Regions from separate parts of the Homo sapiens genome. Here regions 1, 2, 4 and 5 are each linked to region 3. The links are chromatin contacts, found by Hi-C or POLR2A ChIA-PET in ENCODE. All regions are on one chromosome and are shown on one strand. Each heading gives the region's core, a stretch centred on a gene start or an enhancer-like site at or near the end of the contact. The rest is flanking DNA. Distances are from core to core; before and after follow the strand shown. Region 1 has its middle 4.6 kb from the start of MIR4462. Region 2 overlaps LINC02520 (long intergenic non-protein coding RNA 2520). Region 3 holds the start of PIM1 (Pim-1 proto-oncogene, serine/threonine kinase). Region 4 holds the start of DINOL (damage induced long noncoding RNA). Region 5 holds the start of CCDC167 (coiled-coil domain containing 167).

Region 1 (2,700 bases), core at 21-2,520, 390 kb before region 3:
CCTGCTTGCTCCAGCAGCAAAATCCTGGGGAAGGTGTCTGAGTGGTCTGGCCCTGGCCACACACCTAACCCAGAACCAGTCACTCTGCCTGGGGCTAGGAGAGAGGGAAATTGTGCCAGGCAGCCAAAAGCAGTAGCCACCCCAGGAACACTCAGGGAAGAGGGTAGCAGCTGCCAGGAAGAAGAGAAGACGTGGAGATTAAAGCTGGGCGGGTGGTTAGGAGGCAAGCGGGACCCAAGATCTGGCCCTTTGTGTGTCTACCTCAAACAGGAGGTAAGACAGCAGCAGAGGGAAACTTTCCTTCTTCACCATTTGCTGGGTGTGGACCAAAAATACCAAGACTTGTATTCACACACACAACCTCTAAACACACGTGCTTCTATATGTATTAAATAAATATTGGCACATACACATGCTTAAACACACATCCCTGGACACTTTACACTCCATACAGACACCTACACAATCACAGGCATGTATACTGCATCAGTCAGGATAGGCAAGGCTATGCTTCATTAACAAATAACTCCAAAACCTCTACTGCTTAAAACCAAAGGGCTTGCTTCTTGCTCACGCGACATGCCAGTCACAGCTTCTGCACATCATATCACCCCAAGGCCCAGACTGATGGAGAAGCCACTAGCTCAAAGCTTGCTGGTCATAGTGCCAGAGGGAAAGAAAGACCTCTGGAAGATGTTGCATTGGCAATTACATTCTTCTGCCGGGAAGTGACACTTTCTCTTCTGCCCATTGGCCAGAACTGGTCATATGGCCCCATCCAACCACAAGGGGGCCAGGGAGTGCAATTCGGAAGAGGAGACCCAGAAATATTTAGCAAATAGCACTAGCGACTAGTGAGTAGGGCGCGCGCGTGCGCACGCACACACACACACACACACACACACACACACACACACACTTACTGCTCTTCCCACGGTCTCCTTATTTTATCCTTTTGTGTCCTGGACTCCTAAACAATTCCCTGTCCCTAGTAATCAGGGTGGAAAGTCTCCTGCCAGGAGCCAGAGGTTGTGGAAACTTACATCCCCCTTCATTTCAGTCCTGTCGGCTGCCCTGAGTCTCCCCGTCTCACTCTGGGCCCCATCATCCATCTCCCTCCCTGCCCATTCGTCTGAGCCTCCCCTGCCCCAGCTTCTGCCTCCTGCCAAGAAGAGATAAAAGAGACAGCTGCGTATTTATTCAGTGCTACTTCTACTTCTCACTGCTGCCCCACCACTTGCTTCAAGCTCCCCGCTAGCATCCTCCTCCCTTTCTTCTTTCTACGATTGCCTGAAGAGCTAAGCGTGAGCTAGTGGCACCCAGAGAGGTGGCTGCTACGGGGGAAGGGAGGAATGAGGGGAGGGGGGACCTCAGGGCCCTTGGGGGTGACAGGAGAAGGCAGACATGAACAAAAACTCAGAGAGGGCATGAGATGTAGAATAACACTCACAAGCGGACAGAGACAGAAAAGAAACACAAAATGTGGCAGAGAGAAGCAGAGACGCAGCGAGGGACAGAGGCAGATGGAAAGAGACACAGATTGACAGAGACAGAAATAAGTGGAACAGAGACACAGAGACTGGGCCAGAGGAATGAATGCAGAAAGAGAAAAGATGGAAGGTAGAAGTGGGGATGTGTTTAGGGTGTGTGTGTATGTTGCTGTACAGCTCTGGTTTTTAAGCCCCGCTTTCACTGAAATGGATTCATGAAGGCAGGTGCTGTGCTATCTTTAAAGATAGGGAGAGGATGTGGCACTTTTGAAGCCAGTGGTGCAGGTTTAAGGCCAGGCCATAAGCTCAGGGCGCTGGCAGGGTTTCCCTGGAGATCTCTGGTGCCAAGTGGTCAGCTCCACAGCATTAGCTCTGTGGTCGGAGGAGGCTGCAGGTCTGAGCTGTGAATGCTTCCTCAGTGGCCTCAGCCACACTTCTGCTCCAGCTCCAGCTCTGCCTGCAGCAAAGGGACCCTAGGAGAAAGGGGAGAGGGGCGGAAGCAGTCCCTGCCCTGTGCAGGGGATGAAGGGGGCCCAGGCTGAAAACGGAGGTAGATTCCTATCTTTAAGGAGCCCTGAGTCTGAGCAGAGGTTTGAGCCTCATTCATTCCTTCAACACATGGTCCTGGTACCCTACCCTGTGCCAGGCCCCAAGACACAGTGGAAGACAAAAGCCATGTGCCCTGTAGGTTTTAGCCTAATGGAGGAGACAGACCACAAACAAACCACAATTATATAACAACAAACCAGGTTCGGTGCTACAAAGTAAAAGGGCGTCATCGTGGGAGAATCTTGGCGGTGGGGGCTTCTTTACACTCAGGAAAGTCTCTCCAAGTAGGTGATACTGTGGCCAAGACCTTCCAGATGAGAAAGAGCCAGGTAAGAGGAAAAGTGGGGGTGGCATGGGGTGGGGAGTGGGGACACCAGCCCAGGTGGCAAAAACAGCCCAATTCATAAAGCGACACCCAGCTTGGGCACTACTCCAAGGTGAGCCCGCGGCGTCGGAGTGGGTCAGCCGGCTGTTCAGGAGCTGGCAGGGCAAGCCTCCATGGACTGTGGGCTTGATTTTAGGGACAATGGTGAGAGACACGAGTGGTGTCCACGCACTCATGCTGGGCACCTACGGTGTGCCGGCCCGAGCTGGGGGCGGGAGGCTAGCTCAGTTGTTGGGATAGAAGTAAGAAGACCTCGGGGCAGAGGAAACCAACGAA
Region 2 (2,700 bases), core at 125-2,624, 350 kb before region 3:
CCTCTTTTCATTTCAGGGATGAGAGTTCCGTCAGGAAGCATCACATCACCCATCTTACATGTGTGATAAGGAGGTAGCAACTAATTATATACTAATGTGTTTCTTACATTGTCTCGTCTATAACCCTCACATCAGTCCTATGAGGCTGACAAGCTGACTCTCACTTTATGGATGAGATGAAGCACAGAAAGGGTAAGTAACTTGCCTGAGATTGCCCAGCTCATAAATGAGGGAGCCAGGATTCACGCCAGGTCTGCCTCATGCCAAGTCCACATTCATAGCCACCTCGCTCTTACAAGTCCTCAGGCAAGGCTCTTTCTACATCCGTGACAGAATTCTGTTCTGACACTGCGGCCTCCTCTCGCTTCTCCTCCCCTCCCCTCCATCCTGCTGCCACAATCTGTAGTCAGCATATGCCTCAGAAAGGCGACAAAGCCACAGACGTGTCCTCAGAGGTTTTTAAAAAAAATGTAGCATTATTATGCAAGAGCTGAGAGAATTGTTGCTAGAAACACCCCTCGCCTTACTTAATCCTGGCACGTTGGAAAACCCATCCGAAGACATGAATCTGAGCCTCTGGGGCACCGAAGACCTTGGACTGGTTTTCTCCTCCATCCCCTGCCTCTGGAAGGAGGCCTCTTAAATACGATCTGAGACAGAGAAGGGCCTCTCCTGAGAAGACATCTGTTACCCTTGCTCTATAGGGAGAGGCCCAAACCAGGAGTGCCCAGTTGCACAACTCCAGGGGCGCCATTCCCACACGGTACCGCGTGCCTGTGTCCTGCAGCTGCTGCAGGCAGCCTCCCTCCTCCCCGACTGCCCTCAGTCTCTCCAGTGCCCCATGGCCCAGTCCATCCTCCGGGAGTTTTGCACTGTCTCTAGGTCTGCCCGCTGCAGGCCTTGTGGCATCTTAAGCTCAAACCTGAGTCTGACGGATGGCTGGATGCTGGGCGGCACAGCGCGTCTGGAGTCCTTCCCGGGAGAAGCCCCAAGTACAGCCCAGTAAATCAATAAACAAATTAATAAGCAAATACTGCTGTCTGCTGAGCTGAACTAGGACTCCCGGGTGAACAGATTTAAAAATCAACAACAGACGGCCACAGGGCATGCCTGGACCGGGCACCATACCTTCGTGGAATTTTCAGAGGCTCCATCCCCCAGCCCATCACTCTCAGGACTAGAAACACGGTGGTGCGGGGGTGGGGGGACTCCTGATTTGGGGCTGGCAGGGAGCAGCACGGGACAGGCTGTTGTCTGGGAAAACCCCCCCGCCAGCTTCGACTCTCCCTCACTTGCTCTAGTCTGCTGCTTCCTGCCAAGAGGAGGGCTTGGTGCACTGCTGGCAGGACCTTTGATCTGGGTACCACAGATCATGATGTGACCAAGGAGCCTCAGTCACGTGGGGCACCAGTTAAGGGGGTTGGCCCTTCCTAGCTGACTCCCAGCCACACTGCAGCAGCTTCTGTTCACTTCTCAGCGGGCTGCAGAGGCAGGGAGGGGGAGGCCAGGTGGCACAGGACTGACCCCAGTGGATGCCACCTCATCACCCTGTTGGTGAGAGAGCAGGCAAGCAGGGCACATGGGCCTGGGGAAGACCACAAGGCCAGGTCCTCCAGGCAGGGAGGCTCTGGCAGAAACCTCTGTGCCAACCCCCTCCTTCCTGTCCCCGAATGCAGAGGCCTGCCCCTCCCCGCCCCAGTGCCCAGGAGGCCAGGGTCAGGAAGCAAACAGAAATGCCTGCATGCCTGCAAATAGACTCCAACCGATCTCAGGAGAATTTCCAGCCAGCAGGCCTGTGGCGCCCTTTGCTGAAAGGGCCTTCTGAATGCCCGAGTCTTCTCTTTTGTGCTCACAAATGCCACCCAATCGCAGCGGCCGCGAAGCTGCATAAATAAGGCAGAGAGAGTGTCTGCCTGGGGCGCTGGCCTCTGGGCTGCCTGCCAGGGCTGTCAGGCCGCCCAGACTTCAATACCAACAGACTTAAGGGACAAGAAAACAGCTCAGGTAAAGGCTTGGAAGCTCAGGAGGGAAGTGACCTGTCTTGTGAGGCGACGGAGATCAGTCTGCTCAGGGCCTTCTGATGCTAGGCTGTCGCTAGGCCCATGACCCGCAGGCTCTCCCCCACCGGGTGGGCACGAATGGTGCCCAGCAGCTGGGGAAGCAGGCCTCTCAAGCGTCACCCTGCTGCATCCCATATCTCATGCTGCTGATGAGCCAGGGTCCACACTTTCTTTTCCAGCCCACAGGGAGGGGGCTCATCAGGCTGCTAGAGCTCTCAGCAAACACTGCAGAAAGAAGGGAGGATGCTGCCGGGCATGGTGGCTCACGCCTGTAATCCCAGCACTGTGAGAGGCCAAGGCAGGCAGAACACTTGAGCCCAGGAGTTCGAGACCAGTCTGGTCAACAAGGCAAAACCCCGTCTCTACTAAAAATACAAAAATTAGCCGGGCTTGGTGGTGTGCACTATAGTCCCAGCTACCCGGGAGGCTGAGGCAGGAGAATTGCTTGAACCTGGGAGGCAGAGGTTGCAGTGAGCTGAGATCGTGCCATGGCACTCTAGCCTGGGCAACAGAGTGAGACTCTATCTCAAAAAAAAAAAAAAAAAAAAAAGCAAGGGAAGATGCCAGCCAGCCCCAAACACCCCAGGACGCTTGGAGAATTCTGGCCATGAAACTCACCTGCTGGGAAACTCTGGTGACC
Region 3 (2,700 bases), core at 164-2,663:
ACTGGCCGAGGCCTCCGGACTGGGCCGGGCCGGGCCGAGTCACCTGGGCAGCTCCCTCCCGGGCCTGGCTCACCATCGAAGTCCGTGTAGACGGTGTCCTTGAGCAGCGCCCCCGACCCGAAGTCGATGAGCTTGAGCTCGCCGCGATTGAGGTCGATAAGGATGTTTTCGTCCTTGATGTCGCGGTGGAGCACCCCGCAGTTGTGGCAGTGCCGCACGGCCTCCAGCACCTGCCAGAAGAAGCTGCGGGCCAGCTCCTCTTGCAGGGCTCCCCTTTCCGTGATGAAGTCGAAGAGATCTTGCACCGGCTCGGGCCTCTCCAGGATCAGGACGAAACTGTCGGGCCTCTCGAACCAGTCCAGGAGCCTAATGACGCCGGAGAAACCCGAGCTCACCTTCTTCAGCAGGACCACTTCCATGGGCACTCGAGTGCCATTAGGCTGCAGGGGCGAGGGGGCCGCGTTAGGGCGGGAGTCGGGGGCGCCCCTCACCCCACCCACTCATCCTGGGGGTCGCTCCTGCAGGGCACTCACCAGCTCTCCCCAGTCGGAAATCCGGTCCTTCTCCACGTGTTTGATGGCCACCTGGAAGCCCAGGGTCTCCGTCAGGTTCCCTCGTCCGGGCTAAAGCACGCCCGTGCGCCCCCCGCCCGGCGCGCCCTCCCCACCGCGGGGCGCCCACTCACCGGCAAGTTGTCGGAGACGCGGATGCCTGAGTAGACCGAGCCGAAGCCGCCGCTGCCCAGTAGCGGGCCCACCTGGTACTGCGACTCCAGGGGCTCCTTCTCCTTGCCTAGGAAAGGGGGAAGCACGGGGACTCAGTGCCGGCCCGCGAGCCGCCAGCTCCCCACCCAGGAGATCCCGCCGCCGCCCCGCATCCCCGGGCCGGAGGCGGGGGGTGCTCTCACCGGGCGCCAGCTTGGTGGCGTGCAGGTCGTTGCAGGGCGCGGCGCGCAGGTGGGCAAGCGAGTTGATTTTGGACAAGAGCATCCCAACCTCCAGGATGTCGGCGCAGGGACGGTGCCCAGAGGAGCTGCCGCAGGAGCCGGAGCCGGGGCTGTGCCGAAGGCTATGCCTGGGGCTGTGGCTGTGGCTGTGGCTGCGGGTGGCGTTGCGGCTGTGGCTGCGGCTGGCGCGGAAGGCCGAGGGCGAGTCGGAGGACAACTGAGGGCGCTGCCGGGACTGGCGGCGGGAGGGCGCGCCAGCGGGGTCGGGCAGCGCTGAGAACGGCGGGGTGAGCGGCTCGTGGGGCTCGTGCGGCAGCGCCGCGGGGCAGGAGGCTAGTGGTTGCTGCTGCTGCTGCTGCTGCTGCTGCTGCCGGTCCCGCCGCCGCCGCTGCCACCGACTCCTCTCGGGCCTCCTCAGCCACCGCGGCCGCTGCAGCAGACGCCCGGCTCGCCCCGCAGCCAGGAGTAAAGGGGAGGAGCGCGCCGGCGGGGAGGGCGCGCGGGGAGGGCGCGGCGGGCGGGGACGGGGCGGGGCCTCTCCGGGAGGCCAAGGCGGGGAGCAGGGCTGCCGGGCCGGCCGAGGGAGGAGAGGGGGTGGGGAAGCGGCGGGACTGGGCGACTCCCCTCGGCCCCCGCCCCGCGCGCTCTGTGGCCGCGCCCCGGCCCCGCCCCTGCCAGCGCTACTCCAGCCAACCAGAGGCCGATTGATCTGCATAACTCGGCGCGCCCCGCCCCCGCCCCGCCCAGCTCTCGCGGTCAGAATGGTCTCTACGCCGCCACGACGTGGCGGGAAGGAAAAGGCGCCAAAATGGAGGGGGAGGGGCGCGGGGCGTGAGGGGAGGCGGGAGCTGGGTGTAGGGCCGCGAGGGAGGAAGGATGGGGAGGGGCGTATCGATTCAAACCCAAACAATAACAAAGCCATCAAAGGCCGCCCGAGGCCGGCTCTGCGGCTCTCCGTTTCGCTGAGGGTTTTGGGTCAAGGGCTCGAGCCGGAGCATAACAAGTTGCGCGGAGACGACGGGCGTTAGTGTGTCAGGCGGGGAGGCCGGCGCGCCGGGTGTCGGACTGTGTGTGGGGATGCCGACGAGGGTGGTCTTTCTGTGTGACTCAGACCCGAGACCTCCAAGTCGGCTGGGGCGGGCTGACGTCGCGCTGTAGGCTGGGGGCGGATTCTGGGGGTTTGTGTGTTGGGGGGCGCGTCGGGGGCGAAGGATCCGCAGGACATGAGTCACGGAGGGAGTGGAGGAGTCAGGCCTGGAACAGAACTGGAGGCGGGAGCCCCGCTCCTGCGGGAAAGGGATGCAGCCCTCAGTCGTTCCGGCCGGCTAAAAGCTCAGCCACGGGATTCCCATTTTAGAAATGCAAAAGCACCAGCGAATCCTGATTTCTGGGAAGGGATGTGTGTCAAAGGGCCGGGTAAAGAGGAAATCACGAAGCAAATGTTAGTGTTGTGATGCCAGATGCTGCCTCAGCCCCTTCTGTGAGGGCGGAAAATTCCTCATCTAAAACGAGGGTGGGAGGGTGCGCTTGATTTAACCAGTTTTCACGTTGTAGTCACCTTTTCATCAGCCTGTTATTACCAGGCAGGCAATACCAGCAATTATTGGCCAACCCCAAGTCTTGTCTCAAAGGAAACCCCCCACCCTCTGCCTCCCTTGGAAATAACCCGGAACACTGACCAATTCCACTTGCATCCTTTGTCCTTTTAAACTTCATGTAGAGTTGATAACGACGTGTGAAATGAGTAAATTAAA
Region 4 (2,700 bases), core at 151-2,650, 490 kb after region 3:
TCGGAGAGGGAATCTGGGCTAGGTCGGGAAGCCCTGAGCCCCCGAGGCAGCTGATAGAGGCCCTGAGCAGCGTCGTGCCCCCCAGACCCCCCACCCCTCAAAGACATGAACCCTCCCCGCCTCCCATCCAGGCGTGGGCTCCGCTCCCGCCCCGGAGTCCAGCGCCCCGACCCGAGGACAGGCTGGGCCGCGATTCTCCCGGCCGCGGTGGGAAAGAGGTAGAGGAGACCCTTGCCCTTCCCCGACTGACAGGCTGGTTAGAGCCCGCCCAGAGCAGGGCCGTGACTCCCCGACCCCTACAGCGCGCCGCGGAGCGGGGACCCGACGCGGTGTCCCGGACCTCCAGTGCCCGGCTTCCTTGGGAACAAACTGTTCCAGCCAAATAGGTCACTGTGCCGATGGGAGGACGGAGACCGCGAAGGGGCAGGGGAGAGGGCTTCTGGAGTCCCGCTGTACCCCATCCCGGGCGGGGTTCTGACCTCATACAGTCCGTTCCCTGGGGTCTCCTTGTCACAGTGAGTCACCTCCTCGCTAGTCCTTAGGGGACGGGTCCTGGCACATTCCCAAGGGCCAGGAAACAGCCCGCGCTGACCTCAGCGCTCAGCCAGGTGGTGGACACAGTGGCGTAAAGGACCTGAACCTGGGACCTGGGCCAGGGCGGCGCAGATTGGATCCCAGAGCCACCCGGGACCGATCCTAGACGAACTTACTCCACTCCGCTTTCCTCGCCCTTCCTGGGCCCCTCCAGGGACACGGACTTCATCCCCACGCCGCGAGCAAACTGCGCCTGGGGCCTGGAGCCAACCGCAGCCAAAGGCGAGCTCCCAGAACGGTCCCGTCCACGCCCTCCCTCGCCCCAGCTGGGTTTCCAGGGGCGGGGAGCGTGACCAGGGATTCCTGTACTTGTAATCCCGCTCTCCGCCCCGGGGTCTCCGGCACATCCCGACTCTCGTCACCCGCGCACTTAGAGACACCGTGTGCGCAAGCCGAGCGCGCACCGACCCACGCCCGTCATTCACCTGCCGCAGAAACACCTGTGAACGCAGCACACACCCGCGAACACGCATCCTCGCGGACACGCAGGGACACACGCGGGCACGCTTGGCTCGGCTCTGGGCCGCCGGCCCGGGGTCCCCTGTTGTCTGCCGCCGCTCTCTCACCTCCTCTGAGTGCCTCGGTGCCTCGGCGAATCCGCGCCCAGCTCCGGCTCCACAAGGAACTGACTTCGGCAGCTGCTCACACCTCAGCTGGCGCAGCTCAGCGCGGCCCTGATATACAACCGCCCCGCCCGGGCCCGCCTCAAGGAGGCGGGACCCGCGCTCGGCCCACCGCGCCGCCCGGGACCGCCCTCCCCGGGGCCCAGGCTCCTGGCTGCCCAGCGCCGAGCCAGCTGAGCCTGGCCGAGTTCCAGCAGGCCAGCCGGTCCCGGAACCTCGCGTGCTGCAGGAGGGCACTTCCCTCCTCCCCCAGTCCCTCGCCTGCGTTGGTGCGCTGGACACATTTCCCCACGAAGTGAGCCACAAATCTGGCTTTTTTTACTTGGAGAATGAGTTGGCACTCTCCAGGAGGACACAGCACTGTTAGAATGAGCCCCCTTTCTGGCTCACCGCTGACCCACTCTGGCAGGCAAGGATTTACCCAATGCAGCTGAAAAGATCAGGAGGATGACATTAATACATAAAAATTCATAAATTATAAAAACGATGCACCTCTCTGCAATTTCCAGAAAAGCCCCACAATATCACCTCTATTCCCACTGATCCCTCACTAGGTCACCTCTCCCAGAAGCACCTGGAGCACCTAGACACCCCAACAAAGCATCTTGAGGCCAGAATGATTTTTCAGTCCCGTTTATTTCACAGATGAGGAAATTGAGGTCCACTGAACTTAAGTATACAAAGTTGTTGATTGTCACATGCTTCCGGGAAGGAGGGAATTGGAGAGACTACCAAAAAAGGGCAACCTGATCTCCAGGGAAACAGAAGAATTGGACATTGAACCAATCTCCCTACACCCTACACTCACCTGAACAGAAGAAATCCCTGTGGTTGCAGCAGCTTTGTTGGCCAGGAAGGGGAGGATTTGACGAGTGAGTTGTCTGTCTCCTGAATACTCCCCACATAGCCCGTATACACTGCTGGGGAAACTGGGGCTCAGAGAAGTCTGGTGACCTAACTCAGATCATGCAGCAAAGAAATGACTATAGTTGGAACACAGGACTTTTGCCTCCTGCCCGGGGCTCTCTGCTTGTCATCCTTTATTTCTGTGGCTCCAAAATGACAAAAATGCCAAATAACCCTCATTTGCAGATGGTTTATGGAGATGACATAAATAAAGGACAATTCTGGAAGTGTCTACTGGTTCTTCTGACAGACACAGAAATGAGTGATGTGTCTATCCGCTCCCATCTACCTCACACCCCTGACCTCCCCTGGACTTCACCTTTGCCTCCTTTCTGTGCCTGAAACATTTGCAGTTTTGCTTTTAAAAAATTGCAGAGGATGGATTGTTCATCTGAACAGAAATCCCACTAAAAAACAGAACCCAGGCTTGGAGCAGCTACAATTACTGACATCTCAGGCTGCTCAGAGTCTGGAAATCTCTGCCCAGACATGCCCAGTCTTCTTCCTCTAACGCAGCTGACCTCGGGGAGGACAGGCTTCTTTCTCCTCTGCTGTGGGGATGGGAGCCCAGGTAGGG
Region 5 (2,700 bases), core at 21-2,520, 330 kb before region 3:
TTGTAAATGCACCAGTCAGTGCTCTGTAAAAACGCACCAATCAGCGCTCTGTGTCTAGCTAAAGGATTGTAAATGCACCAATCTGCACTCTGTAAAAATGCACCAATCAGCACTCTGTGTCTAGCTAAAGGACTGTAAATGCACCAATCAGCACTCTGTAAAATGGACCAGTCAGTGCTCTGTAACAGGGGACAAATAAGGGAATAAAAGCTGGCCATCCCCCAGTCAACAGTGGCAACCCACTCAGGTCCCCTTCCATGATGTGGGAGCTTTGTTCTTTTGCTCTTCACAATAAATCCTGCTGCTGCTCACTCTCTGGGTCCGTGCTACCTTTAAGAGCTGTAACACTCACCGTGAAGTCAGTGAGACCAAGAACCCACCTGAAGGAACCAACTCCAGACACAGGATTACAGGCCTGAGCCACCGTGCCCGACTTTGTTTTTTTTTAATTAAATAGGCAAGAATACAAAATAACAGAGTGCATTACAGGAGGTAAAGGTACTTACTGTGAAACTTTGGTTTTGGTTTCATGGGTAACTGGGCCATGGTATAAAATACATTTTTTTATCGTAGGGTCACAGTCAAAACATTTCAAAGGCCGTGGGTCTATGGTGTACAGTATAGTACGATTACAACAATGTAAAATACTGTGTGTGAGGCCAAGCCTGGGAGGAATAAACAGAAGCAAAGAGGAACTGATAAAGTTGGTAGAATAAAGGATGCTGCTTCTCAGTTATATGTTTTCTGTGATGTTTGTAGGTTGTTCTTACAATAAAACAAACCAAAAAAAAAAAAAAAAAGAAGTCAAGACACAAAGGAGAAATAACAATAGAGGGCCATTATCAGATTCCATTGGCCGAGAAGCTCAAGGCTCCAGCACCGGCCTTGAAGGATGGACAGACTTTGAATGGGGGGCGTGGCCTAAACAGGGACGGGGTTGTTGCTGAAACACAAAACACACTGAAAGAGAACATGGGGTTAAAAAAGGCTCTCAGTGATGCAAAGCGGCTTAAAACTGGGGAAGAAAGGGGCAGGTCTACTCCCGGGCTGTACATTCTGCCTCCCTGTACCGACTTTTCCACCCTCCACCCATCTAGGCTGAGGTCTCAAGCTAGAGGTTGCCCCTCATAAACATGTCCGCACCAAGCCGGCCGCGCCCCTCAACAAGATGGCGACGGCAGCAGCCCCACCTCCCGCTGACTCGGTGGCCAATGAGGGAGAAGCACGAAGACTTGAGCATGCGCACATAGCGACTTGGTGGGCGCGTCCAGTGATGACTGGGGGATCCCGGCAAGTAACATGACTAAAAAGAAGCGGGAGAATCTGGGCGTCGCTCTAGAGGTGAGGGGAAAAGTGGGGGTTGGGCCACCTCGTTAGTTGCCTTCTCCTGGCCGCGGGATAAGGGATAGGCTGGGCTATAGATAGGAGGAGGAGCCAAGCGTAGGATGAGAGGGCGACGCGGTTTGGGGAGAGGGACGGGAGGGGTGAGAAGGCCCACGGGGTTCCCGGAGGACAGGGAGCCCGAGGAGGTGCCGGATGGGCGAACCAGACTCTCTGGAGAGGGCATCTCCAGAGAGGAAGAGACATGGAAGTGAAGGGGAGCCCCAAAGACGGCCTGGCATAGAAGTGAGGGAACTCAAAGCGGGGGACACAGAACAAAAGGGATGGGTACAGAGGTGAGGGAGACCCCAGAGAAATAGGGACCTGTAGAATCTAAGGAGAACTCCCAAAGGGCTAGGACTCAAAGATGAGGGAGCCCATTCTGGTGTATATTATTAATGGTTTAAATATCCTCTAAAAGGGGAAATTTTTCCTCCGGAGTATGGAAGCTTGTACCTTCAAAATTACTTTGGGAATATGTAAAGAGAATTCTGGAATTGGTGATGTCACTGAATGGCTTAAAAATAATTTGCTGCATATAGAAGGGAAAGAAAACATACATACTGAGCAACCGCTATGTGCTACTTTCATTGCATTGTTAATCCTCACTGCAAGCCTGTGAGGTTTGTACAGATGAGGAAATTGAGGTTCCAGGTGGAACCCAGGCTGAGATGGTGGAAGTGGTGGAGCCTGGGAATCAAGCACAGGTGGTCTTCCTGGAAATTCATCTTGCTTCCCCTGTTTTCCTTCCCTTAGGGCATCCTCCCGGAGGTTGCAGGAGAGGTACAGGGTCATAGTCTTCTTCAGGCTTACTAGTGAGTTCAGTGATTCTCAAACTTTAGCATGCATAGAGTCACAGGGCTTGTTAAAAATGGAGAGTTGAACTCTTCCCACACCCCGAGTAATTCAGTAGGACTTTGATGTGCATTCTTAACAAGGAATCTGCTTTTTTTTTTTTAAGACAGAGTCTCGCTCTGTTGTCCAGGCTGAAGTGCAGTGGCGTGATCTCGGCTCACTGTAAACTCTGCCTTCTGGGTTCAAGCGATTCTCGTGCCTCAGCCTCCCGAGTAGCTGGGATTACAGGCACGTGCCACCATGCCTGGCTAATTTTTGTATTTTTGTAGAGACGGGGTTTCACCGTGTTGGCCAGGCTGGTCTTGAACTCTTGACCTCAAGTGATCTGCCCGCCCGCCTTAGCCTCCCAAAGTGCTGGGATTACAGGCATGAGCCACCACAGCCGGCCAGAATCTGCATTTTTTTTTTTTTTACAAGCCACACACACCCCATGGTGATGTGGGTAGTTTTAGTGGCATCCCTTGA

The links. Hi-C counts contacts between places; a loop is a spot of excess contacts on that map. ChIA-PET counts read pairs that join two places held with the same protein, here RNA polymerase II (POLR2A). Pooled maps may share reads with other maps.
Region 1: a loop to region 3 is called in a map with no recorded cell type, with 3 times the contacts of the local background. The contact joins the enhancer-like site here to the promoter of PIM1 in region 3. A Hi-C loop is called at or near these places in 1 of 168 maps with a recorded cell type or tissue (GM12878), 12 of 37 single-sample maps with no recorded cell type and 4 of 50 pooled maps.
Region 2: a map of CD8-positive, alpha-beta T cell shows a loop between it and region 3 (4-fold over the local background). The contact joins the enhancer-like site here to the promoter of PIM1 in region 3. A Hi-C loop is called at or near these places in 2 of 168 maps with a recorded cell type or tissue (CD8-positive, alpha-beta T cell and naive thymus-derived CD4-positive, alpha-beta T cell) and 5 of 50 pooled maps. POLR2A ChIA-PET finds 5 or more read pairs at or near these places in 2 of 52 experiments (CD4-positive, alpha-beta T cell and GM12878).
Region 4: a map of B cell shows a loop between it and region 3 (2.3-fold over the local background). The contact joins the promoter of DINOL here to the promoter of PIM1 in region 3. A Hi-C loop is called at or near these places in 2 of 168 maps with a recorded cell type or tissue (B cell and naive thymus-derived CD4-positive, alpha-beta T cell), 8 of 37 single-sample maps with no recorded cell type and 14 of 50 pooled maps. POLR2A ChIA-PET finds 5 or more read pairs at or near these places in 3 of 52 experiments (HepG2, RWPE1 and activated T-cell).
Region 5: a loop to region 3 is called in a map of naive thymus-derived CD4-positive, alpha-beta T cell, with 6 times the contacts of the local background. The contact joins the promoter of CCDC167 here to the promoter of PIM1 in region 3. A Hi-C loop is called at or near these places in 1 of 168 maps with a recorded cell type or tissue (naive thymus-derived CD4-positive, alpha-beta T cell) and 7 of 50 pooled maps. POLR2A ChIA-PET finds 5 or more read pairs at or near these places in 1 of 52 experiments (GM12878).

What each region holds. Positions count from the first base shown.
Region 1 is chr6:37,558,706-37,561,405 of GRCh38, reverse strand. No RefSeq gene overlaps it. Among named protein-coding and RNA genes, the nearest start is that of MIR4462, 4.6 kb to the right of the region's middle. Within about 2 kb of position 1,270, at least 2 of the 41 ENCODE cell types and tissues checked have a DNase peak (open chromatin) inside an H3K27ac peak, as active enhancers do.
Region 2 is chr6:37,515,370-37,518,069 of GRCh38, reverse strand. The region is part of intron 1 of LINC02520 (long intergenic non-protein coding RNA 2520); the gene reads right to left. Among named protein-coding and RNA genes, the nearest start is that of LINC02520, 9.4 kb to the right of the region's middle. RefSeq lists enhancers at 786-1,165, 1,256-1,305, 1,178-1,962, 1,963-2,700. Within about 2 kb of position 1,374, at least 20 of the 41 ENCODE cell types and tissues checked have a DNase peak (open chromatin) inside an H3K27ac peak, as active enhancers do; they include CD4-positive, alpha-beta T cell, CD8-positive, alpha-beta T cell and GM12878, where a contact is called at or near this core.
Region 3 is chr6:37,168,865-37,171,564 of GRCh38, reverse strand. PIM1 (Pim-1 proto-oncogene, serine/threonine kinase) reads right to left here and starts at 1,413. Exons shown (of 6, transcript NM_002648.4): 1 at 908-1,413; 2 at 686-792; 3 at 534-584; 4 at 74-440. The coding sequence starts at 989. RefSeq lists silencers at 585-904, 1,165-1,944 and an enhancer at 1,570-2,168.
Region 4 is chr6:36,677,259-36,679,958 of GRCh38, reverse strand. DINOL (damage induced long noncoding RNA) reads left to right here and starts at 1,400. Exons shown (of 1, transcript NR_144384.1): 1 at 1,400-2,350. It overlaps CDKN1A (cyclin dependent kinase inhibitor 1A), which reads right to left and starts at 1,245. Exons shown (of 3, transcript NM_000389.5): 1 at 1,161-1,245. RefSeq lists enhancers at 364-951, 963-1,152, 2,345-2,700 and a silencer at 1,203-1,432.
Region 5 is chr6:37,498,463-37,501,162 of GRCh38, reverse strand. It overlaps CCDC167 (coiled-coil domain containing 167), which reads left to right and starts at 1,270. Exons shown (of 4, transcript NM_138493.3): 1 at 1,270-1,341. The coding sequence starts at 1,300. RefSeq lists an enhancer at 1,078-1,277.